5 separate regions of the Mus musculus genome follow, and all the other regions are linked to region 1. Evidence: chromatin loops called from intact Hi-C (ENCODE). Cell type or tissue: heart. All regions are shown on one strand.

What was found. A loop is a pair of places that touch in the nucleus more often than their neighbours do. Peaks named below come from ENCODE experiments on the same cell type or tissue, not always from the same donor. Only the 100,000 strongest peaks of a DNase experiment are listed, where the experiment ranks them.
Region 2: it touches region 1 in a loop (5-fold over the local background); 34 of 42 quality-filtered maps call a loop at or near these places.
Region 3: a loop joins it to region 1, with 6 times the contacts of the local background. A loop is called at or near these places in 9 of 42 quality-filtered maps.
Region 4: a loop joins it to region 1, with 7 times the contacts of the local background. A loop is called at or near these places in 27 of 42 quality-filtered maps.
Region 5: it touches region 1 in a loop (7-fold over the local background); 34 of 42 quality-filtered maps call a loop at or near these places.

Annotation. Positions count from the first base shown.
Region 1 is chr7:135,534,892-135,539,891 of GRCm38, reverse strand. Ptpre (protein tyrosine phosphatase, receptor type, E) reads right to left here and starts at 2,068. Exons shown (of 21, transcript NM_011212.3): 1 at 1,776-2,068. In heart, a CTCF peak has its summit at 2,177; DNase peaks (open chromatin) are centred at 1,561 and 2,141; H3K4me3 peaks cover 1,514 bases; H3K27ac peaks cover 875 bases; H3K27me3 peaks cover 2,124 bases.
Region 2 is chr7:135,630,028-135,635,027 of GRCm38, reverse strand. The region is part of intron 2 of Ptpre (protein tyrosine phosphatase, receptor type, E); the gene reads right to left. Among named protein-coding and RNA genes, the nearest start is that of 5830432E09Rik, 20 kb to the left of the region's middle. In heart, a CTCF peak has its summit at 3,025 (motif pointing right); a DNase peak (open chromatin) is centred at 3,043; H3K27me3 peaks cover 2,050 bases.
Region 3 is chr7:135,666,651-135,671,650 of GRCm38, reverse strand. Ptpre (protein tyrosine phosphatase, receptor type, E) reads right to left here. Exons shown (of 21, transcript NM_011212.3): 11 at 3,981-4,100; 12 at 2,491-2,654; 13 at 1,794-1,929; 14 at 803-952; 15 at 450-543. Among named protein-coding and RNA genes, the nearest start is that of 5830432E09Rik, 17 kb to the right of the region's middle. In heart, a CTCF peak has its summit at 2,062 (motif pointing right); DNase peaks (open chromatin) are centred at 2,020 and 2,600; H3K27me3 peaks cover 1,215 bases.
Region 4 is chr7:135,614,521-135,619,520 of GRCm38, reverse strand. All of the region lies in intron 2 of Ptpre (protein tyrosine phosphatase, receptor type, E), which reads right to left. Among named protein-coding and RNA genes, the nearest start is that of 5830432E09Rik, 35 kb to the left of the region's middle. In heart, a CTCF peak has its summit at 2,815 (motif pointing right); no DNase peak of the experiment used is centred here; H3K27me3 peaks cover 279 bases.
Region 5 is chr7:135,621,992-135,626,991 of GRCm38, reverse strand. All of the region lies in intron 2 of Ptpre (protein tyrosine phosphatase, receptor type, E), which reads right to left. Among named protein-coding and RNA genes, the nearest start is that of 5830432E09Rik, 28 kb to the left of the region's middle. In heart, a CTCF peak has its summit at 1,929 (motif pointing right); no DNase peak of the experiment used is centred here.

The DNA of each region.
Region 1 (5,000 bases):
GGGACAACCAGGCTCAGAAGCACAACTTGACAACTGTAATGGCCTTTCCCACACCTCCCTGCGCTTCCTCGGGGTGAAAGGATTTGTGAGCAGGAATGCCTAGGGCTGAGGAGATCACTCCCAGGATAGTTTCAAGGGCAGAGTTTCAAGTCCTCCTCCAGGCCATCTCTGAAGTGGCAGGACTGCTGACCCAGGAGCTCTGCTGGGCCAACTTTGCCTCCACAGCAGAGACAAATGTGTTTCCAGGCTGGGAACCAATGGCCAGCCTTGTTCTAACCTTGTGACCAGACAGGGGCTCCAGGAAGCATTCAAGGACAACAACTCCCTTACTGAAACTTCAGGGCTGATTTGCCTGAGAGGTCCTGGATTATCAGATCCAGCTTGCCCAATGACCTGGCCTTTCAGGAAGACAAACAATGCTACCAACTTCCGAACCAGAAAACTGTTGGGTTGTGTTGATGATGATCCACAGGCAACATTGATCCCAAGAAACTAGGACCTGGGCCCAAACCTGGCATTCAGGAGACAGAAACCCTCTCCCTGACAATGTGGACCCCACCTTTTAGGCTAACCAACACCTGGCCTTTTGTTTCCCCAGGACCTTGAACTTGCACTGAGAGACCCAGCCTTTTGTCCATGTCCTGAAAGCTGAGGGACCTTGGCAGCCACCAGCAACCTACTGTTTCATGCCCCCTTTGGCTTAGTCCCTCAGCTTTGGAAAAACATTCCCACCCCCATTTCCCAGCTCCACTTTAACTAAGCATAGGTTTTTACATTGTAGGAAAATAAATGCATAAACATTGTTGCAAAGGTGTCCAGGCACCTTGGGTCACGAGGCACTTAGGTGCAAGGACATTAGTGACTAGGCAAGAGACACAATCATTTCTAGAACACATGAGCACCCTTTGCTGGTCTTCCTTCAAACTCTCCGACACAGTCAAGGCTCCATTTTCTTCCTGTAGTTGCTGAGGTTCCAACACTTACAGAGTCGTTATAAATCAATATAAACCTACAGGCATCACACTCTAACCTCTCTAGAACAATACTTCATGACTGAAAGGAATTTAGGTCAGATCCAGTCCCTAGTCCTCAGGCTTGGCTCTACCTCATCACCCTGTGGGTCTCCAAGCCTTCCCCAGATGGTCCCAGGAAGCACCAAGATGGGTACCGCTGGCCTTTGGCTTCAGGACCTCCTCAGGTCCCCCTACGGACTGCAATTCGTGGCGTCATACCTGAGCTACCTGCCAGGTTCCACCTTGACCCTGAATCCCCAACTGACGCCTGCCGGGGAAGGCTCCCGGCCCTAGACCGGGCGCCAGCATCCCCGCAGCGCCCCCGCTGCGCCGGGAGTTGGCGCAACTCGAGTCACTTTCTGGAAAAGCTCCAGTCTTAAGCCCTGCGTGCGCAGCCCCCAACACACCGGTTGGAACCCACTCCCGTTTCCACTGCGTTCACACACATCCCCAGGTTGTTGTCCTCTTCCTACAGTCGCCACCCACAGACACACGCCCTCTGTGTAGCTATTCACCGAGAGAGCTGCCTAGGTGGTAGCCAAGTTCGGACCGCGTCTCGAGCAGGTAGCTGGGGTCGCAGGGTCTACAGTCGCTAGCATCCTGTACACTAGGAGGATGGCAAGGACCTGGCTCGGACGCAGCTCCCGTACAACGACCCGTTTCTCCCTGGCAGTGGCCCAGGATATCCCGGTCTGCTCAATGTGCACGGGGAGCACGGCCATCTCCGGACGTACTGCCACCCACCCTCACCGCGCCACTCACCTCCCAGGGACCGGTGCTGTAGCCCCGATCGCTCCGCCGCGGCGACTCCGCATCTCCCGGGCGCCCGCCCGACGCGCTCCGCTCCGGGGCGTCCGCTGTCCCCGCCGGCGCGAGGGAGGGTCGTGGGGACGCGCGTAGGCAGTGAGGTACCTGCGCCGCCGGTGACTTCTCTCGCAGCCCGCAGTCCGTAGCCCGTAGCCTGTAGCCCGCAGCCCGTAGCCCGCAGCCGGCAGCCCTCAGCCCTACAGGAGAGCAGGAAATCTGTCTGGCCCGGTCCGGCCGCCTCCAGCTCTGGGCTAGGGCTCCGGCTCCGGCTCCAGCTCCAGCTCCGCGGCGGGGGCGGGGCCGTGGAGCTGCGAGGGGCGACGGCGACGCCTGGTGCCTGGCTCTGGGAGCGCACCGCGGGCGCTCACCCTCCTGGAGCTTTGGCCTTTACACTGGGAGGATGCAGGAACATGCCCTCTCTCCTGGCACTCTGACTGGACACTCTATCAGGGAGGATCCTAAAAGGTGATGGCACTCAGACGAGCCATAGAGAAAACTCAACGTCCCTTCTATTTAGCCTTAGCTCTGGACACCACAAAGTAGTGTGGCACTTAAGGTTTCGCAACTGGTAAAGCAGGGCTGGGACCCGTGGTAACAGCCCTGCTTCAGAGAAGTCGGCAGAGCTGAGAAATGTTAGACACTCCCTCCCAGAAAAAGAGTGTGCGGGCGCCCCATGGTGGGTGCTGGGGGTATACAATTAGTAAGAAATGTCTGGCAAAATTAAACACACATGGAGCAGAGCGCAGTACAGGGACCAGATCTGCTGCTCTGGGGAATTATTTCATAGTGGTTTAGTTTGGACTATAAACGAAGTCCAGCTTGACACAACCTAGAATTGAGACTCATGGGGAAATCATCTAGATCAGGTTGGGCTTCAGACATGCCCATTGGAGGTTGTTTGGATTGTTAATTGATAAAGGGAATCTCATTCCACTGTGGGCAGCACCATTCCCTAAGACCGGGGTCCTGAACAGTATAAGGGAGAAGGCTAAATGGCATTGGGCACGCAAGGGTGGGTTTAATCCATTTGCTCTTGACTTTGTAGGTGATGTCTGAAGTTTCCTTCTGGACTTCCCTGAAATAGTGAACTGTAGCTTGAAGTTGTGAATCAAAGAAATCCTCTCTTCCAGAGTTTACTCCCCCCCCCCCCGATATTTTTTCTCAGCAACAGAAATAAAACATCCTGACTGGAAGGCAGAAAGCACAACAAAGCCATGGTGTCTATCTTGGTTCTGAACCTGTTTGGTTGGGCCAGGGCATAGCCTCATGGGGATGCTGTTTCTGTGTTGGGGACCTTGCTTGCAGAGCTTATAAATGAAGGAGGGAATAAGTAAATGAATGGCAAGAAAGGCATGCGTGGGATATTACCTCACCCTTCAGTTTACTGCTGTTAGAGCTGCAGAGCCAAGCTGACTTATAAGGTGACAGTTTCAAAGGGCCATCAGTCAACTCCTAAGTTGGCTGGAGCCTGTACTGGACAGAGCTGTAGACTGGAAGCCTGAAGAACTGTGGAACCCTCCAGAATGCTAAGAATGCTCTTCCTTGCCCATGTTCCAGGACCCAAGCTCAGGTCTTCCTTCTCTGCCCCACGCACCTCTGTCTCTGAAGACCTGAATTGGGAAATTGGGTCTTCTTCCTTTCCTGCCTCACTCACCCCTGCTTCCGGGGGCTTCTCCAGAGCTGTAACACCTTTCACGTGCACATCATTCAGAAGCATTCGGCCTTCCAGACACCAACCAGCAAGCTCAGTTCTTCAGGCACCTCCTGCCAGTCTAGCCCCAGCTCTTGCTCTTGCTTTCTGGGCCTTGACTCTGCCTCTGTGCATCTTGAATAAAGTTCCTTCTCTTCCTCGCTGTGCTTGCCTCTCCTCTGACAGCACTGTCCTCTGATCTCAGACATCCCTCACCCCCAAGTAAACCTGACTGCAGTGATGCTGTGCCCAACTTCCCCAGTGACTCCTGAGCCCTTGCTTATCTAATGCAGCCATGGATCCTTTTTCTCAGTGCTCTAGAAAAGCTACTTCCTGCCTTGGTCCCGCCCCCTTTGCTACCTTCCTATCAATTGTCATCCCAGTGCCCTCAAACCCCTCTTCTCTCTTGTAGCCCTCTTCACCGACATTTCTGACTGAATCAGGTGGTTTTGTTGTGGTGGTTATTTTAAGACAGGGTGTCTTAGCTAGGGTTTCCATTGCTGTGAACAGACACCATGACCAAGGCAACTCTTATAAGGAGCAATATTCAATTGGAACCTGTAATTTAATTACAGGTTCAGAGGTTCAATCCATTGTCAGCAAGGCAAGAAGCCTGGCAGTGTCCAGGCAGGCATGGCTCTGGAGAAGGAGCTGAGAGTTCTACATCTTGTTCTGAAGGCAGATGGGAAAAGACTGGCAAAGCCCACTATCTTAGTTAAGGTTTTGCTGCTATGAATAGATATCATGACCAAGGCAGTTCTTATAAGGATGACATTTAATTGTGGCTGGCTTACAGGTTCAGAGGTTCAGTCCAGTATCATCAAGGTGGGAGCATGGCAGTATCCAGGCAGGCATGGGGCTGGAGGAGCTGAGAGTTCCACCTCTTGTTCTGAAGGCAGCTAGGAGAAGTCTGGCTTCCTGGCAGCTAGGACGAGGGTCTTAAAATCCATGCCTACAGTGACAAACTTCCTCCAACAAGGCCACTCCTATTTCAACAAGGACACACTTCCTAATAGTGTCACTCCCTGTGAACCAAGCATTCAAAGACATGAGTCTATAGGAGTCAAACCTATTCAAATCTCTACAGTGGGTCTCACTATGTGGCTTTGGCTGTCCCGGATCTCACTATGTATACCAGGTCAGTTTTGAATTCACAGAGAGCCCCCTGCCTCTGCATCCCAAGTACAGGCATTTTTGCTCTTTTGGTTCCCCTCTCTTCATTTGCCCCAGGGTTGGAAATGCCATCAGCCCAGGCTGTGCTCTACCCACCTTGTATTCTTGCAGCAGGAGACACACCCAACAGTCAGAACCCACAGTGAACATGTGGGCTGGCAGAGCAAAGCAGGGCAGTCCCCAGCAGGCAGCAGCAGGTAGCCCTGATACCTGTCCAGAGCTCAGTGGGGCAGGCAGGAAGTTTCCTCTGAGTGTGTGTGCCCTCAGGGGACAGCCCAGGTTGGGTGTGGCCAAGTGGCCCAATAACCATCACCTAC
Region 2 (5,000 bases), 95 kb before region 1:
CAGCGGCTGTAGGCTGTAAGTAAAGAGGCAGATGGGGGGAGAGGGATGATATGCCAAGAAATGGGGTGAAGCTCGATCATTTTGTGTTGCACAGTGATTCCGGCCACACCTGAGCTCCTCAAAGAAGGCTCTAGGCCTTATGTGCATGGATATGCTTTCAAATCCTCCAAATTAACGTAAAATCTTCAAAACCTAAGCAAGAACCTCTTACAGTGTCTCCACACATAGATGCTACCTCCAAATGTAGAAATACACTCATCCACAGAAAGCGGGGACCCAGGTGTTTCAGGTGGTTTTGTTCATAAAAAGATAAAACAAAAAAATTATGAGAACTAATGTATTTGAGTAATGTATCAGGAAGGAAGAGGTTACATCTACTCTAACAATTGCGTCAAAAAGGAAAACAAACGTAGCCACCTCCTCATGCTCGGGGGTTGAGCTCAGAGAGGATTCTGGGAGAGGCTAATTTGGGTGGTTCCCCATACTTGCCTTTCCAGCATCTTCATCAGCTCCGACTTCAGGAGCAGCCTGCCCTCTGCCTCTCAACAGCCCTGAGTCTGTGCTTGGGACACTCCCTCGCACATGTTCAACCGTGAAAATTCCTCCCGATTCTCCTATCTAGCCCATGCCGGCCTCTCGAGGAACCCATGCCCGTTCTAAAGCCCCCACGCCCAGACCAGGGCACTCTTATTTCTAGTATTAAAATCCCACCAATTCACCACCTTCCTGCCTGGTGCACAGTGCACAGAGGGACCATGTGCTCCCTACAGCCTTCTTACTCCTGAGGTGACCACAACCCAGAGAGACCACAACTTATTTGGCCCAAGACACACATCTAGAAAATGGAAGAGGGAGGGGCACATTCTAGTCCAATCCAAGTCAGTTTGTGGTAGCTTCACTCATTCATTCATTCATTCATGCATTCATAAATTCACTCACTCATTCATATGAGGTCACTCAACTATTTAATGGCACCGAGTGTGGTTGCTCCACCCCCTTTACAATTCAGGTTACTGAGCAAGGCACATCAGATCACATGGTAGATAAACAATAGAAACTCCTTAGAGTTTTAGGATTTCCAAACCCTAAATCTGTCAGCAGGTTCAGTGTCTAGAGAGAATCTATTTCCTGGCTCTTAGATGGCTCTGCCTCCTAATTTTGAATTCTGTCAAACTCCTTTCTGGATCTGGCTCATAATGCTGCTCTAACAGAGAATCCATGGATTGTGTGTGTACCCAGTTGTAGACCATTTGCCAAATATGTGCAAGATCCCAGGTTTATTCTCCATCATCATAAAAAAAAGCAAGACCAAAGAAATACAAACAGAATTCTCCCTCCATTTCTAGATGATCACGAGTCCTCTACCAGATATCCTCCCTATTATTTGTACAAATTGAATTCTGCAGGACAGCTCTGCACTCATGGTCATAGTGATTAGGATTTCGGGGAGGACGTCCTCTTGCCTCCCTGGGCCCCAGGCCATTGTAAGGCTGCATAGTCGGAGAAAAAGAATTCTTGAGAATGAGATTGGGGGTGGGGTGGTGAGAGAGTGTGTTAGTTCCAGGGTTACATTTCATTTTATTGACGTTCTGTTGGCAAACTACAATCAGCACCATATAATTATAGAAAATTATAACAGCAGCACAGCAGAGAACCCAAAAGCTACCCCTTGGGAATATTAATAAGTAGACACTCTACTCTTTAGTAGAAAATGCACACCAATTTCATAAAATGGCTGGCTTTCACACTGGGAAGCATCACGGAGCTCATGCATTTTTAAAGAAATGCTGATTTTAGTGTGACCAGGAGATGGTAATAGGGATTGTTCTTTATTTGCCCAGGATGTGTTTATTCATTGGTTCAACAGGTGTTTTCCATACCATGGAAGGAGTCTAGTTTACCTGGCAAGGCTAGACAAACATGCTCACTTTAAATGTTTCTATTCTAACTGGGACAGGTGGGGGCGCTCTCTGATAGATGACTTCAGTGAGTATGAGGTATTCCTGCCCCACCCCCTTGCACCACCTAAATAGACTGGGTGCTGGAGAAGCCATGGTGATTACGTTTGCATCCTCAGCTTCAAGGCACTCCTGGGTGCATGAAATACTGCTCTTCCAAGTCTGTCATGTCGGAGGCATGCCCGCATGGCTCCCGAGCTGAGCCGAGAGTCAGATGGTCAACAGATGGCTTGCCTGGAGAAAGCCTTCCTAAGGTCAGGGGCCCTCACCAGTCCTACCTTGGGGGACAGAACGATGTCCTTGATGTTCTATTTGCTGTTGAGCCAGGATGAACAGCAATATGGAATGCTATTACTATTCATCACAGGGTGATACTGTTCTGGATCTCGCAAGCCAAGGGCAGGCAGAAGTTATGTTATTGCCTTGTGAGGCAGGTGTTGAACTCCAGAGAGGTTTGATGTACAAGCAGCCTTGAGCATCTTAGTGTCTTAAGTCAGCCTGCCAGTACACCGAGGACAGGGAGACAGATGGGTGAGGCAGACACCTGGGCTCAGTACCTGTCACTCTGTAAGTTGCCTGTCTCTCAGACACACTACCTTCCATAATCTGAGGCTCTGTGGTCTGAGACCCCGTGCCAACCTTAGGATGCATGGGAGAACCCAGGTGAGCCCTGTTCATGATCCGCTCTGAGCCAGCAACAGGACAGTCCCCCTGCATATTACACACATGGTCATGGCACATCTCTGTCCCAGTTCTTCTGGGGGCACCCACAGCTGAGAACCTCCTGAAACTGGGTTCCAGCATGAAGACACATGAGTGGGAGAGGGGACTCGGAAAGCTCACTGCCCAGTGGGCCAGACACATGATAGGAAAGTGCTGGCTGTTGGAGAGGAAACTGATGGGTGTCCGAGAAGGTGATTTTACGTGATTAAGGCATTATTGGTTAACATTTTATGGTCTCTGCTCAGCTTAGTACCTGAACTTGAAAGCCTTCTAGATTCGGGATTCAGGAGCTCTTTATGCACTCTCAACACTTGAAGCTAGAGGGCAAATGCTGAAGATGACCAGCAGATGGCGCCACTGGAAAGTGACAGAAATATTGACCCACATCAACCTGCTGCTGCCAGATCAGAGCTCAGCCTTCCTAACTCAGTGTGTCCCCAGAGGTCACCCTCTGACCAGCATTTCAGCAGATTCACTTTATAAATGTGTTTTCTGGCCCATCACTTCCTGAATAACGACCACAGCAATGCTGTGACAAACTTCTCAAATCCTCCATTCACACACTGGTGAAGCGATTAATTAGGAATTAGCCTTCTAAGGCACATCTGAATTCCCCCTAGCAGGCCCCTCACCCCTCATGTTCTCACTTTCAATTCAATTCTACGATCCGTGGGTCCCTCATTTCTCCCTCAGTCAAGAAATTTAACAGTCCAGTGAAAGTCCCTTGGCTGAAAGAGCTGGGAGGAAATTACCCATCAAACGGCATGGCCCATTCAGGACACTGGCTCTCTTCCCACAGCATCGATTCTTCCATACATATTGAAATCAATTATCCTGGAGACTGTAACTCGCAGTGCATACATATACATATACATATACATATACATATACATATACATATACACACACACACACACACACACACACACACACACACACACACACACATATGTATCCGGGAAGCACTAAAGGTGAGGTGGCAGTGGCTCTGGGGAAACCTGCGTTCACCTGCCGGCTGCTTAATGAATCTGCTATTGGCTATTTAACACGCCGACAGCCACGGGGAGAAAAACTGTTGGCAACCTAGCCTCTTCCCAGATGTGGAGATGGTGCCTATTCTTCACTGAGTGGGCAGCCTTGTTATTTCTCAGCCAAGGGAAAGGGCTAGTTCCCAGCCAAGCCTTCTCTGCAGAGCCAGGCACGTGGCGAGAACCTGGATTCCAAGTCCCTTGGCTTTTCCATTTCCCAACTGCAAGAGCAGCTTGGGCAAATGCTGTGAATTGGGGAGCTCGGTCTAGGGGAACACTGATGACATGAATGAGTGAGGCCAGTTGTACTGAGCAAATGCCAGGGGCTAAAGGGGCTGGGGACGTCATGCCACATTGTCAGCCTGCAGGGGACTTCACATCTGGGGACTGACCAGAGGACTTACAGAATGGGTGAATGAATGAATGAAATAATGAATGCCCCCCCTGCCCCTGTACTGTAATGTGCGCTATCAACAGAGTGATCATTTCTTTCTCTTTTTTCATTAGATATTTTCTTCATTTATATTTCAAAAGTCCCCTATACCCTCTCCCCGCCCTGCTCCCCAACCCACCCACTCCTGCTTCCTGGCCCTGGCATTCCTGTACTGGGGCATATCATCTTTGCAGGACCAAGGTCCTCTCTTCCCAATGATGGCCGACTAGGCCATCCTCTGCTACATATGCAGCTAGAGACACAAGCTCTGGGGGGTACTGGTTAGTTCATATTGTTGTTCCCCTTAAGGGTTGCAGACCCCTTCAACTCCTTGGGTACTTTCTCTAGCTCCTCCATTGGGGGCTCTGTGTTCCATCCAATAGATGACTATGAGCATCCACTTCTGTGTTTGCCAGGCACTGGCATAGCCTCACAAGAGACAGCTTTATTAGGGTCCTGTCAGCAAATCTTGCTGGCATATGCAATAGTGTCTGGGTTTGGTGGTTGTTTATGGCATGGATCCCCGGGTGGGGCAGTCTCTGGATGGCCCATCCTTCCGTCTCAGCTCCGAACTTTGTCTCTGAAACTCCTTCCATGGGTATTTTGTTCCCTATTCTAAGAAGGAACGAAATATCCACACTTTGGTCTTCCCTGTTTGCTTGGACTGTTGGCTCATGGCTATGGCTGAGTATGGCCCAACCTTCTCTGTTTCACCAAGGGTTTGGGGAGCCAAACACAGGGTCCCTTTGACTATGTGCTGTCAGAGAAGTGGGAGGGAAATTCTGTTGTCTTTATAGGGAAAATTTCCCACCAAGTAAATAACCTTTACTACTTCAATAATAATAGTTAGAAGATTAA
Region 3 (5,000 bases), 130 kb before region 1:
CCTCAGGCTAAGTGTTATGAAATTTCCAAGGCAAGTTCTCCCCACCCCACCCCTCACCCCACACTCCAAGGGCTCAGCAGAATTCACCTTTGGTCTGATTTAGTTCTTTTTATGTATATATTCTTGGCCATGCAACTCACTTCCCACTGTGTAAGGGAGAAGGGGTCTCCAGAGAGCGCTAGTGAGGTCCCAGGTCTCATCTGAGGCAAGCTTTTCAGGTCCCAGGGAACCCTCCCTATACAGAAGCTCTGGTGTCTTGCGTTTGAGCTATATTCTAGGTACCACTTGAGACCCTATGGGTCCATGGAGATCCCTCAGAGTGCCCCCAGGAGAGTCCTTTCTTCCTAGCTTCGGACACAGCTCCAAGTCACCCAGAGGCGCTTGCCCCCTAGCATGATGTACGAAGGTAGGTGGTCCAGGGCATGAGGCCCACATGCCCACTGCCTTACATGGAATGATCTGGATGACGCGGGCCTTCTTCATGTTGGCAGGCAGGTTGCCCGTCCTCATGTTCTCCTTCATGATTCGCACGTTGGTCAGCTTCTGCAGCCAAGGAATGTAGTTAGAGCCAAACATGACAGACAGACCTGCAGCAGGAGACCTGCTCCCAAGTTTGCCTCCAGAAGTCGCCTTGATATTGGAAGATGAAGTGATCCTACATGTAGCTTCCCTAAGAGCTAACAACCTGATACCCACCAAACTTTCTGAGCTCAGGAGGCGTCATTTAAGTTGGCACCATTTTCCTTGGCTCCCCAGGCCCTCTCAGCCCCTCAGGGTGTGGAAGTTGCTTTGCAGCACTCACCCTGAACTCTTCCTCCAGCCCGATCTTGTCAAAATGGGTGGCTGTGCTATGGAGCGTCTGCAGGTGCCTCTCCAGGGAGGACACATCCAGCTCTGTGTCCCCATAGAGGTAGTATTCCAGTAAGGCTTGGTAGATGAATGTATACTGAACCTGTAGGGAGACAGGGGGTGCCACTCAAGACTGCCCCATCGCTGGTAAAGCAAGGCCGAGGAGCAAGAGTGATCATGTGGACTGGTCGTCTAGGGTAAAATAAGATGACAGTAATGACCACTACCTCCGAGGGCTCCAGGGGCTATGTCAGCTGCTTAGAATCACCACCATGGCATATGAACATGCTAAGGATCAGGGTCACCAGCCTTTGTGACTCCATGGGAGGTAATGACAGAGTGGGAGGTATACCAGGTCTGACAATGGGCATGCTCATAGCCTGTGGCCACCTGCCTATTAAAACCCATCTGACCAGCAGGAGAGGATGTGCCTAATCCTGCAGAGACTTGATGCACCAGGGTTGTGGGTGGGTGGGATTCTAGCAGGGCGGACCTGGGAGGGCCCAGAGGTGAAGGGGAGGGGGAATGAGAGGAGAGACTCTGTGAGGAGGGATGGGATGAAGCATTTGAGATATAAATAAATAAATAAATAAAACCAATAACAGCAAAACCCAGACCTGCAAGCGGGGCCTGGTGGCAATAGTTCAAAATTCCAGTTATTTGGAAAGCTGAGACATAAAGAGGATATGTTCAAGGGCTGCCCAAGCTACAGAGCCAGGTCAAAAGCAGGCTGGGCTACTCACTAAGACTGAGTTCCAGGAAGTAAAGGGGTGGCTGAGATTACAGCTCAGTGGTAGAATCTATCCGCATGACAGACCAGGTGCAAAACAACAACAACAACAACACACAGTCAAAAAATATTTTTAAATGGGCCTGTGGAGTGGTGCGAAGGCACCTGAGTGCTCTGTGATGCTTAGGCCAGGGCAGAAAGAGGTGCCACTCACATCCGTCTGGACCATCTGAGGGCGCTGATTGCGGATTCTAGACACAAACTCAAAGACGTCAACCTTCTGCTCCGAGTGTATCATGTCCATCATGGCATCGATCACAATGAAGGTGCCAGTCCGACCCACGCCCGCGCTTCAGGGAGGAGAAAGATGCCACCTCGTGAGTCACATTCCCCTGAAGTAAATGGCAAGCCTGGGAAGATGCCTGAACCTGGGGGACAAAGGACACAGCCTAGGGCAAAATTAAGGAGGGTGCAACTTGGAAGAACAAGGAGCAAATCTATGCATAGCCACTAGAGGGCACTGCTGCTCTGGTTATTTATCTCAGGACTAGAGACACTGAAGGGGTGTGTGTGTGTGTGTGTGTGTGTGTGTGTCCCCTGCTATGGGAACTAAACGATCCTTGAGGTACCAGGTAGAGCAGAGGGCAAGGTCAGTGGACTTGCCCAGAGCTCCCATGCCAGCCATCAACCTGGGCCTTGTCAGCCTTCAAGAGTTTTACATATTGGGGGTCTGTCCAGACACCACTGGGGCAGGTACCCCAGAGACCAAGAGGGGCTAGAATTCCTTTCTCCACACGCAACTTTGGGTATAGCTGCTTCAAAACTTCATTCCCCCCAGCCCTAGCTCTGCCCACCCCACCACTGCCGCACTGGCCATTCCCCACACTGTGGCTGGCCCCTCCCTGACATACCTACAGTGAACCACAATGGGCCCAGCATGTGAGGGGTTGAGTGTCTTCACTTTCTTCAGGAACTTGAGCATCCCGATGGGGGTAAACGGCACCCCGAAGTCAGGCCAGCTGGTGAAGTGCAGCTGTGAGACCAGCCGCGGGGCTTTGCAGCTGTCTGGGAGTTGCTGTAAGGGATGAGGGGGAAGTGAGAGATGGGAGGTGGAACTGTTTAGCATCTCCTTCCGAAGGACAGTGGGGCTCATGCCAGGTCAGCGGCTGCAAACACAGAGAACCCTGGAATGCAGGGGTACCATACCCGATGTGACAATACACAGCTCTTGGCTGGCAAAGGGCTTTTGCAGCTGGCTATACCAGGCCAGGATCCCAGTAGCCACATATCCCCAAAGCTGGTCTTAATGCTCACACACTCCAGCTGTGAGGCAGACCTGCCTGCTCCATCTACACAGTCCCACCTGACTTGTGGCGACCTGAGTCACTGCCAGCATATTTAAGTCTCAAAGAGTCAGCGTGGGAAGGAAGAATGAAGGGTCAGCCTACACACTGGAGACCTCCAGACCCTCCCTCCCAGATTCTCCAAGCCTTTGCAGCATGCATGGTTCTCCTGCTCCTGATGGTGGAAGATGACAATACCAGTGTGTTTAGAAGTAAGGTGTGTGTGTGTGTGTGTGTGTGTGTGTGTGTGTGTGTGTGTGTGTATTCTCTGTATGGAAGCAAGGGATAACAATTTTGGGATGCCTCAGGCACATATTCTACCATTAGGCTAGGCCCCTCAGTCCATCCTTTCAAAACCTTCTGCGGTGGCTTCTAGACACTTCTTTCAGATTTTTGCAACTTAATTTTACCAACCGCTCTACATTTTATTCCTAATAAAAACAGCCTGTCTCTGTGGTCTTCATTTCCTCTGCTTTGTTCTCGAGCATTTTGATCGAAGGCTGCCTCGAAATGAGCATGAAAGATACTGGGGGAGAGTCTGAACCTAATTTTTGACACCATTATAAAACAATTCTGTCACCAGACATGGCGACTCATGTCTTTCATCCCAACACTTGGGAGGCAGAGGCAGGTGGATCTATGAAAGTCAGCAGCCAGCATGTTCTACACAGGAAGTTCCAGACCTCCATGGATCACATAGTGAGAGCTTGTCACTAGGAGTAGCTCAGTGGCGCAGTGCCTGCTTGGTGCAGTGGGAAAGCCCCCAACCCCCATTGAATCCTCTACCACTCCAGCTGGCTCACCCACCTTCTGGGGAGGCCCAGGACAGTGGCTGGGAGTCAAAGCATCCAGCCCTCTGCAGATTCGGGTCCTTGATCCACTAACCCTGTCCCCAGTCTGTCACAGGATCCAGCCCTGCAACCACAGCCTCTGTGAGAGTTCCTGCCATGCTATGAGTGGGTCAAGGTGGGGCAGCTGTTCTCACTGTAAAGCCCCACCCCCACCCCCACCCCTGCCAACCTCGCTCCCGAGAAGCCAAATAAGACATTCATGTGTACCGGATGGATGCAGAACTTTCGGATCGTGTAATCCACCAGGACCACGCAGTCCTCTACACACACCCGGATGTTGCCGTAGGTCCAACAGCCCTGGTCTGGCCAGTACTGGTAGCACTTCTCCTGTGACGAGCAATTGAAGGAGAATAGTCAAGACACAGTTCGGGATGTGGCATAAGGTCAAATAACCTGTGTCAGCAGTCTGTGTATCATGAGCTGGAAGCATGACTCTGCATGAGTGTGTCTTTTATAAAGGGGGAAGAGAAGCCTCCGAGGTGGCAAATGTGGCTGTGGACCAACCAGAGTGGCTTTGGGGGGAGCATATAGTTATATCTCATTCGCTCACCCCTTCATCTCTCACATCCTATTACGTCAGCCATGACCGTGCATGCTGAAGCCACTTTAGAGTTAGGGAGCCTGACCCTAACGACCATCTGGCTCAAGTGAACCCTGCCTCCACACTTTCAGAATGCCTTCCCTAGGCATTCCCCTGGGCTCCAGCTCTCTGTTCTCCTTCTGATCAGACCACTCACTCTGTATGGCACACTAACATGGGGACCCCTGGGGAGATCCAGGCCACCCAGGCAGCTCTTTACAGAAGACAAGCCGCAGGCACCCTGCGTTTCCTGAAGCCCCAGTGCTTAACAGGCAGCAAGCTGTCCATCAGCACAGTCTATGAATGAATGGTGATCACCCGCCGCCACCAGAGGGACAAAAGCCGCACAGTCTTCCTTGGAGAAATCTCTAAAATTTAACAAGCCTTGCGGGCACCTCAAAGCCTGTCCAAGAAATGACCGGTGAAAGGCACAGCAACCTGGCCAGTTCTCCAGGATCAATACGCTCTTAAAGTAAAAGGTGCCTGTCACCATGGAGACCAGCATCCTTGTTACAACCCCTTCCTGTATTCTGGCCTAAGACGACCTACAGTCACAGGGCATCAGGGTGTGGCCTGTAGTGACACTCAAAGGGTCTGGTTTGGGTAAGTCATGGTTCCTCTGGGGGCTCTGATGACTCTCAAGCAAT
Region 4 (5,000 bases), 80 kb before region 1:
GATGGCATAAGATAAAATACAAGGCCATCCTAGTGAGCAGTATCCTTGGTTAGAAGCCTTCTGCTCACCAAACATAGAGAGACATGGACCTCAAGAGGGCCCCATGCCCAGGTCAAGGTGAATTCACAGCCCACAGGGACTGAGAAGGCACAATGAGAAGTCTCTGTCATGGGCTCCCTTGGGGTTTCAGTTCAGCTCTTGAATGAAAATCAGTTCACTTACAAAGGACTCTCTCTGAGCCAATCTCACTGAACTGCAACACGAAGCAAAGAAGCCAGGAGGCTGGGAGTATCCTAGGTGCATGGGTTAGCGTTTCTCCTTGAATGTGATCCAGAGAAATTCCCTTTTATTGCAACACACACATTTAAATCAAGATCACCCTTTTAACAGATGCTTGAGTGGATAATAGAAGGCAGTGAAGTATCGTGGGCTTGAGGCACCTTGCCAAAACTGAAACTCTCCATCCATTGACTAATGGCTCCCACTCCCCTCAGCTTAGAAAAGACTTCTATTTCAGACATGACCTTGGAGAGATAACTTCTCATATCAAAATCATCTCTCCCCCCCCCCCCACCTCTCCTCCCTGCACATCCTAAAATAAAAAAGGAAATGGGCTCTCAGTTTTACTTCTTATCCTGTTATCTGGAAGACTGAAGCTCCCTTAGCTGCCTAATCTTGAGGAAACCCCATTCGCCTGTGAGGGAATGGACCATTCTTCAGATAGGGTCTTTACTCCAGATTCCACAGCAAAGTGAGAATTCATCATATCCCTGGGAGCACAACTTTATAAAGAAACTGTTCTTCTGCGTCTCAGGGCAGTAGTGCAGGCGCACCCCAATGTGTATAGAGAGTTCTAACAAAGCATCAGGTCCTGCAGGAGGAACAGGGGGTACCCCCACAGCTGCACTTCATTCTTCCAGGAGAGCTGCTTGCTGAAGCACCCTATGCTTTATATTTTGAAAAACTATTACTGTTCTTGTGCGCAATCTAGGCGCTCATTTTAATTTTACCCCGAGAATCTGAAGTACTGTGCATTGAGTGTTTTCCATGTGCTGAGGTGACATTACATGTTTGCGTGTTCTCTTTCCGTTGGCTCAGTAGCATTTCTGCCTCCAATAAGAAAACGTCCAGAGTCTGGTGGCCACATAGGACAACAGGGGTTGTCCAGAGTCATTCTATGTGGCAAGATCAGGGACCAGGTTTCTAATAGCCAGGGGACAATCCTGTGGATGGAATGCCCTGGGCACTTGCTCTCAGCTGCCAAAACTGCTGTCTTGCTTTCCTTCATGGCTTATATTATCACATGAGTTGTCTGTAAATCCATTTATTTTCTCAAAATTTTCTTGCCCATTCGTTTTCTGTCCATAAAAAAAGTCTGAAGCAATCACTGCAAACCACCTCGACTGCAAACCACCAACGCTGCTGATTGGGAAGGGATCTGAGATCTATTTTATTCCCGAAGGGGGCCATTATTTCCACTGGTTGCCATGGTGACGGCTGCAGTATTGCTGCTGTGTGTTCAGTTTGCAATCGCAGTCACATCTCACACTTAAATCAAACCATTCGCCTCACATGGTACAGGCTTTTCCGAAAACAAACAACTCGTCATGTACAACATCATTAAATGGACTCCTAGCTCTATCCCACAGTGTTGAGGGGCTGCTCAGAGGACCGTGTGTGCATGCTGGTATCAATGTGATGGATACAGTGGGACTTGGAAAAGGATATAACGTCTGAAAATGTATCAACTCAGTCCCGGCGTTAAACGGCTAGGGAAAATATCCTTACCACTATCGATAATGTGCAAAATAGTTTTTAAACAGGGGGAATAATGAAGAAAGAAAGGAGAGCTACATGTTTTCTTGTTGGAAAGTCCGCCATATTCACTTGGATCTAGTTTTATTCCTGTTGCTGTGATAAAACACCCTGACCGAAAGCATCTTAGAAAAGGAAAAGGCTTATTAGGCTTATACTCCCAGGTTACAGTCCCATCACTAAGGGCAAGGTAAGGCAGAAACTAAAGCAGCTAGCCACATAACATCCACAGTCAATAGCAGAGAAGAACAAACACCTATGCTGCCTGCTTGTTGCTTTTGCTCAGATAGCTTTCTCTCTTCTTACACAATTCAGGACATAGCCTAGGGAATAGTGCCACCCATAATGGGCTGGGTTTTCCTACAACAATTAAGAATCAAGACAATCCCCGTAAACACGCCCACAGGCCAATTTAATCTAGGCAATTCCTCAATGGAGGCTCTCTTCTTAAGTGATTTTAAGCTGTGGTTAAGTTATTATTAAAACTAACCACCACATACTCTTCAATGAATAAGCTTGGTTTCCCAGCGCGCGCGCGCACACACACACACACACACACACACACACACACACACACACAGAGTACTTAGTCCAAGTCTGAGAACTCTACCTTAAGAAATATGAAGGTTATTGAATTTCTCCACCTTTAGTGCTCTGGCTTCCTGAGAGATGAACCACTCAAAGTCTGAACTGGACAAGAGCTCCAGGATGGTGATCCTCTGAGGGTCTAACCCAAGGACTCCAGGATGGTGATCCTCTGAGGGTCTAACCCAAGGACTCCAGGATGGTGATCCTCTGAGGGTCTAACCCAAGGACTCCAGGATGGTGATCCTCTGAGGGTCTAACCCAAGGACTCCAGGATGGTGATCCTCTGAGGGTCTAACCCAAGGACTCCAGGATGGTGATCCTCTGAGGGTCTAACCCAAGGACTCCAGGATGGTGATCCTCTGAGGGTCTAACCCAAGGATTCAGCTTCTGAGTAGAGTGCTGATGGCTTAGCCCAGCAGAGGGCAGGAAAGCTGCCTTGAGAGAGGCCACTGCAAGCTTCCCTTTACTGTTCCTGCCAATCAGGATGCTCAAGGCAGTTGTCAGCTTCCACTTCAAGGGTGTGTGTGTGTGTGTGTGTGTGTGTGTGTGTGTGTTGTTATTACAAAGGGAGAAATAGCCTAGATATTAGTGGCTGCTATTTGCAAAAAAAAAAAAAAAGCTAATTATGAAGCTGGACCCCAACAAGGGAAAACATTAAATCCTTATTTCTATGTTTGACCGAAATTAAGCTAATCCAAGTTTGAATCATTTTAGTGTGGGCTCTCTCTCTCTCTCTCTCTCTCTCTCTCTCTCTCTCTCTCTCTCTCATTTTTGCTCTGTGCCCCTCACATCCCCTTCCCAAGTCTCCTCCCCATGGCATGACTGCAGGCTGAGAAGTTTTGTTGTTTTAGGGACACAAAGACAATATTCTCCACATAGTAAAGAATGCTGTGGGGACCTCAGATGCAGGCTGCCATCACAAATGGACATACTTCTTACAACACCCACCTCAAAAAGAAATGAGGGTTGCGACATTTACAGTAATTCACAGCAGCCTGGACATGTTAGCCCTGTGCCTGAGTACCGAGCTGACCTGCTCCCTCCCCATTAGAAGTGTTTTCGTGAGCACAGCTTCTGTCAGAGAATGAGACTGAGAGCAGAAGTGAACAGTTAGGTGGTGGGATGGGCAGCCAGGAGTGGATTGAACCATCCCCTGATGCAGAGGTACAAAGAGGGCAAAAGGAACCTACAGGCATATATACCCAGAAGTAGACCCTAGACTGATAGAGCATTGCTGGAAATGAGGGATCTGGAAAGATGGCTTAGTGAGTGAAGTACTTGTTGTGGAAGTAGGAGAGCCTGAGTTCGAATCCCAACACCCATGTCGAAAGACCAGATGTAGTGCTGGCCTGTATCTCCAGTGCTGGGAGGGTGGGGACACTTGGATCTTCAGGCTGAAATGGTGAGCTGTAGGTTCAGTGAAAGAAAGAAAGAAAGAAAGAAAGAAAGAAAGAAAGAAAGAAAGAAAGAAAGAAAGGGAGGGAGGGAGGAAGAAGGGAGGGAGGGAGGGAGGAAGGAAGGAAGGAAGGAAGGAAGGAAGGAAGGAAAGAGAACAATAGAGGAAGACCCTCAATGTCTACAACTGGCTTTCACACATGTCTATGCACAGGCATCTGCATAAAGTGTACACACACACACACACACACACACACACACACACACACACACGGATTTTGAATAGACTTTAACCCAACAGATAGAAAGATGCAAGGAAGAACGGGGCTAGCCTGCATCTTTCACACCTGTGCCTGGGCATGCGCTCTGCACCCAGCCTCCACCCACACCTGCTCTTCAGTGTTTACTTTCTGCGGTGGAAGCCATGATTCTAACAGGGCAGCTTCCAGGTTCTCCCCTTAACATGCAGTTGTCTCAGTGTGTGTCTCTAGCCCTTTAAAATGTCTTTGGTGACACACCGGCAAAGTTACATGTTGCCAGGCAACAGAAGCTCCCAACACAGCACATCCTTCAAGAAACCTACTCCTTTCCAAATAATTAGACATCATTCACCACTCCGTGTCCACACTGGGAATAACATGAGCCTTGACATCACTCTGAAATGAAAAGTCAATCACGCCGATTCCTGGCAACAAGATGTCCACGACATGAATTTTCCAAGAGAAATGAGGCTCACCCCAAGGCTGACATCTAACACAGGACCCAGCCAGAGGCAGACGGCTTGCTGAATGAACTCTGAAAGAAAGCTCCGTCTTTCACGCTAAGGCACATCTTATAAATAGAGGTCAAATCCATTTGGTTCAAGGTGAGCTGAGATAACTTTTTAGTGTGTGCATGCGAGAATAGGATAAACGTGGACAGAATGCAAAACGAGGCAAGGAGGGATGATGAGGTTCATAAGTGGGCTGTTTTCCTTCCGCCCTCAGTAAGTGTAGGTGGTGCTCTCAGTGAAGCTATCCTGTGATCCCTTCAAAAAATAAATAATTGAATAGAGCAGCATCATTGGAAACTAGTTTTCCATGAAGGTGTTTAAAACAACCTCCTGCAGATGCTGCTAATTAAATCATACAAGGCTGTGGGCCCCATCCAGTCCAACAACTCAGGTCAAGTCTTTAGATCATCACGGGCAACTCTATGATCAT
Region 5 (5,000 bases), 87 kb before region 1:
ATGTAGGTGCCCCCAACGAATTGAAAACAGGTGTTCAAACAAAAAGCGTACATAAATACTTGTTAGCCATATCTTTTAAGATACAGAGAAGAGTTGAACGCCTAGCTGAGGATTAGTGGGTAAAAAGGAGGAGACATTGGTAGAGTCTCCAGTCAGGACGGAATGGTATGATACACCCTGTTACCAAGATGAACTAAAAAATATATTGCAAAAGGAAAGAAACCAGACTTATAAGGTCACATATTGTATAATTTCATTTATATAAAATAACCAGACTGTGTAAATTGATAGGTATACATGGCAGATTGGCGGTTGCCCAGGACTGGAAGGAAGGATGCTTCATGGGGGAATTTCCTTTTGGACTGATTCAAACATGTTGGAACTGGGCACAGGGGGTGGACTTACAAGCAAATGGTGTATACACTTCAGCATGGCCAAGTTTACCTCAAGAAAGACAAACCACCTCCGGGATTCTGTCAGTTGCCTTCTGCTGGTGTGATAGAACACCTTGACCAAAGCGACTCATAGAAGAAAGAGTTGGTTGCTAAGGAGACCAGTTCATAGCAGGCCCCATGCTGTCACGCCTCCCTCCCATGGTGGACTGTACCCTCAAACCAGGATCTAGAGTAAACCCTTGCCTATGGTCACAGCAGGGATAAAAGCAGCACAGGGAGAGACAGCCCACGCACGGAGAGTGGTATTCAGGTACCCCCCGCCATGATATGATACAATATGGGGTCTAGGGTGGAAAAGACTTTGCCAACTCATACCATGATGTTCAGACATCTTATTTCCAGAACCATAAGACAAAATAAACCTCTTTACTTTATACAGCCTTGGGGTTTTTCCTCACAGCAACGAAAAGCTGCCTCTTACAAACACATGCTCTGTTCTGGCATGAAGGCTGCTCTCCTTAGCCAAGGATCCAAAAATATCCCAGGTGATGCTACTTAGGATAATGAGCCAGGTCTGTTGGGTGCTGCGTGCTACTTTCTATGTGCCTTTCACCACCAATCTACTCACAACTTACTTTTCTTATTGATATACTACTTATGATTATATATCTATAGAAACATAGTTATGTAAGTATATATTATTATGATCTCTAGTACATTGTCTTCATTTTTCAGATAGGAAAATTGAGGCACATAAACACTGAGACCCTTGTGAGCTGAGTGGTGACATTGCTTCCTCTTCAGGGATGAGAGATGCACTCTGGAGTATGATTGGGCTGTTGAGAATGGTGGTACCTACAGGATCTTCCTTCCAGCACCCGCAGAGCCCCCCTACACCCCTACAAAGGCTGGGGACCTAAACTTTGTTCTTGTCTATATTAATCCTGAGTCTTGATTAAATATGAGTCCTACGTTCTGAGGGCCCCATTGTGCTAAATTACATGGGGAGAATGTATTGCAAATTGCAGTCATTATTAGAAGTTACCCAGCAACATCTATACTAATTAAGTAGGGATCATTTCTTTAGCTATAATTTTAAAATGCTGGCAGGACTCCAGAGCCCTCTGTCTGCCTGTGAACAGACACAAATGGGTGGAAGACAATAGGTTTGCATTTCCAAGCACTTCAAATCTTACCTTTAGAGCTGCTCGCTAAGAGAGCCAGAACAGTGGATCAGTGGTAAAGAGCGTATAATGCTCTTGCAGGGGACCTAAATTCAGTTCCTAGCATCCACGCTGTGTGGTTCAGAACCACCTGTAACCCCAGCTCCAGGGGAGCTAATTAGCCTTTTCTGGCCTCCCCAGGCAACTGCATCCATGTCTATACACCCGCCACATATACACACATAAACATAGTTAAAATGATATATTAAAAATAACCTGCCTGCTAATATGATAATGAGTCAACTTTCTCCTATTTTTTAAAAAAATTATTTTAATTGTGTGTGCAATACCTGCAGAAGCCAGCAGAGGGCATCAGATCCCTGGAACTGGATTTACAGGTGTTCATGAGCTACCATATGGGTGCTAGGATTGGAACCCTGGTTCTTTGCAAGAGCAGGCAGTGCTTATAAGCCGTAAGCCACGTTTCTGGCCATTTCCTTTCTTTTTGTTTAGCTCACACTACTCTCAGGATAAATAGAGCATAGTATGGTTCACAAACAAAAGAGCTCAGAATACTTTCAGAACTCTTAGTGCTCGTATGTGCTTATATTTTGTGTGTGTGTGTGTGTGTGTGTGTGTGTGTGTGTGTGTGTGCATGCGTGTGATGGTATACATATGTGTCTGTGTAAGTGTGTGTATATTCGGGTGCATGGGCATGTGCATTTGTGTGCACATGTATGTGGAGGCCAGAGATCATCAGATGTCTTCCTCAATGGTTTCACGTCTTATTTTTTGACACAGGCCATCTTACAGAATATGGAGCTGATTGATTTGACTACACTGTCTGTCCGCTGAGTTCTCGAGACCTACCTGCCTCCTTCTTCTGACTCCAGCTACATCTGCACTCTACCTTGATATAGGCTCAGGGGATTGGAACTCAGCTCCTTGAGCCTCCAGAGCTAGCATTTCACCCACGATTCATCTCCCCATCCCCCGTGCTCATGTTTGCGGTGCGTTAGAAAAAAGTTCTTGAAATTACGATCCTTAAATAAGAAGCGATTACATCTGGTATCAGCCAGAGACTACCGACAGGTACCCCCCTCCCCCCCACACTGCTCTCAGCTGTGTGCCGCCAGCTTGCTCACAGGCAGTGCCCTGCTGAGTGCCATGTAAGGGGCATCGGGGAGGTACAGGGTACCTTACAGAGCTAAAGTTACCTCTACCTCTCAGCAAGAAAGTGACAAGCTGGGACAGGAACCAGGCACCCAAACAGAAGGCCACTGTTCTTCTCCATACATGAGTGTGGAGGATAGCATGCACAAATGCGTGCTAAGAGATGAACCATGCTCTGTGAGACCCAGGCTGCCACAGAAGTGCCACTCATCCACCCATTTTCATCCACTGACTCAGCTGCTTGAGCATGTCTAACTCTGTGCTGCACAAAGTACCAGTGATGGTTTGCATAAGCTTGGCCCAGGGAGTGGCACTATTAGGAGGTGTGGCTTTGTTGCAATAGGTGTGTCACTGTGTGCTTTAAGACCCTTATCCTAGCTACCTGGAAGTGAGTCTTCTGCTAGCAGCCTTCAGATGAAGATGTAGAACTCTCAGCCCCTCCTGCAACACGTCTGCCTGGATGCTGCCATGTTCCCGCCTTGATGATAATGGACTGAATCTCTGAACCTGTAAGTCAGCCCCAATTAAATGTTATCCTTATAAGAGTTGCCTTGGACTCAGATATTAAAAAGAATGAATTTATGAAATTCCTAGCCAAATGGATGGACCTGGAGGGCATCATCCTGAGTGAGGTAACACATTCACAAAGGAACTCACACAATATGTACTCACTGATAAGTGGATATTAGCCCAAAACCTAGGATACTCAAGATATAAGATACAATTTGCTAAACACATGAAACTCAAGAAGAATGAAGACTGAAGTGTGGACACTATGCCCCTCCTTAGAAGTGAGAACAAAACACCCATGGAAGGAGTTACAGAGACAAAGTTTGGAGCTGAGATGAAAGGATGGACCATGTAGAGACTGCCATATCCAGGGATCCACCCCATAATCAGCATCCAAATGCTGACACCATTGCATACACTAGCAAGATTTCGCTGAAAGGACCCAGATATAGCTCTCTTGTGAGACTATGCCGGGGCCTAGCAAACACAGAAGTGGATGTTCACAGTCAGCTAATGGATGGATCACAGGGCTCCCAATGGAGGAGCTAGAGAAAGTACCCAAGGAGCTAAAGGGATCTGCAACCCTATAGGTGGAACAACATTATGAACTAACCAGTACCCCGGAGCTCTTGACTCTAGCTGCATATGTATCAAAAGATGGCCTAATCGGCCATCACTGGAAAGAGAGGCCCATTGGACACGCAAACTTTATATGCCCCAGTACAGGGGAACGCCAGGGCCAAAAAGGGGGAGTGGGTGGGTAGGGGAGTGGGGGTGGGTGGGTATGGGGGACTTTTGGTATAGCATTGGAAATGTAAATGAGCTAAATACCTAATAAAAAATGGGAAAAAAAAAGAGTTGCCTTGGTCATGGTGTCTGTTCACAGCAGTAAGACCCTAACTAAAAGAGTGCCCAAAGTGGGGCAGGTGGTGAGCAGGTGTGGGTGCCTGCTCTCCCTGCATGTGCCGTGATCCCACCTGTTCCTACTCACAAAGGCTCCTGGGACTAGAACGTAATGCTCACTACCAACTTTCCCCCTGCAGAACACAGCCTTACTTAAGGAAGACTTGAGTGTCCACCTTTATAGCCCAAACTCGCTGGAAGTTTCCTTCCCCCACCCCCACCCTCACCCTTCAACCCCCAAATGGGATTGCTGTTCTTAGATCTCCCATGGCCCTGAGGTTGATAAACTGAGCACTTGGGAACAGTCCAGGCTTAGCTACAAATTACACAGTCATGGCTTGGCCCTTCCAACCCAGGGTGCATCCACTGTGGATTTAGAGGCATTCTGTTGAGGATTTGGCTGCTAAGAGCTGGAGTTCCTCCTTCAGCACTGCCAGGCCCTGCTGGGTACAGGGGCTGGGGCAGGGCTGCCCTCCAGCCTGCAGAGAAAACACTGCCACTGCCCCTTCTACATAAAGCACAGCATGAGCCTTTTTATGGAGGACAGAAAAGAGGAGCCAGGACCTTCAGAGCCCTGGCAATGTTTACAAAAGCTCACTACAGACAATCGTGGAGCGTCTTCATGAGTGACCATTAACGTGCTTCCCCTAATCTGAGAACTCCCCTGTGGTTATGGCTGCCCGGAACACCTCAGCACCCCCAGGAGGTTCAGAGCATCAGGATGGAGAGTGCATGGTCTATAGTGAGGGCATTTCCTCCAGGGCCAGGCCTGACAGAGCAGGTGGAGCAGCCCCCAGTCTGAGAAGCCTGCCTGGAGTGCAGGGGTGGGATGCAGCCCAGGGTCATGCAGCAATGT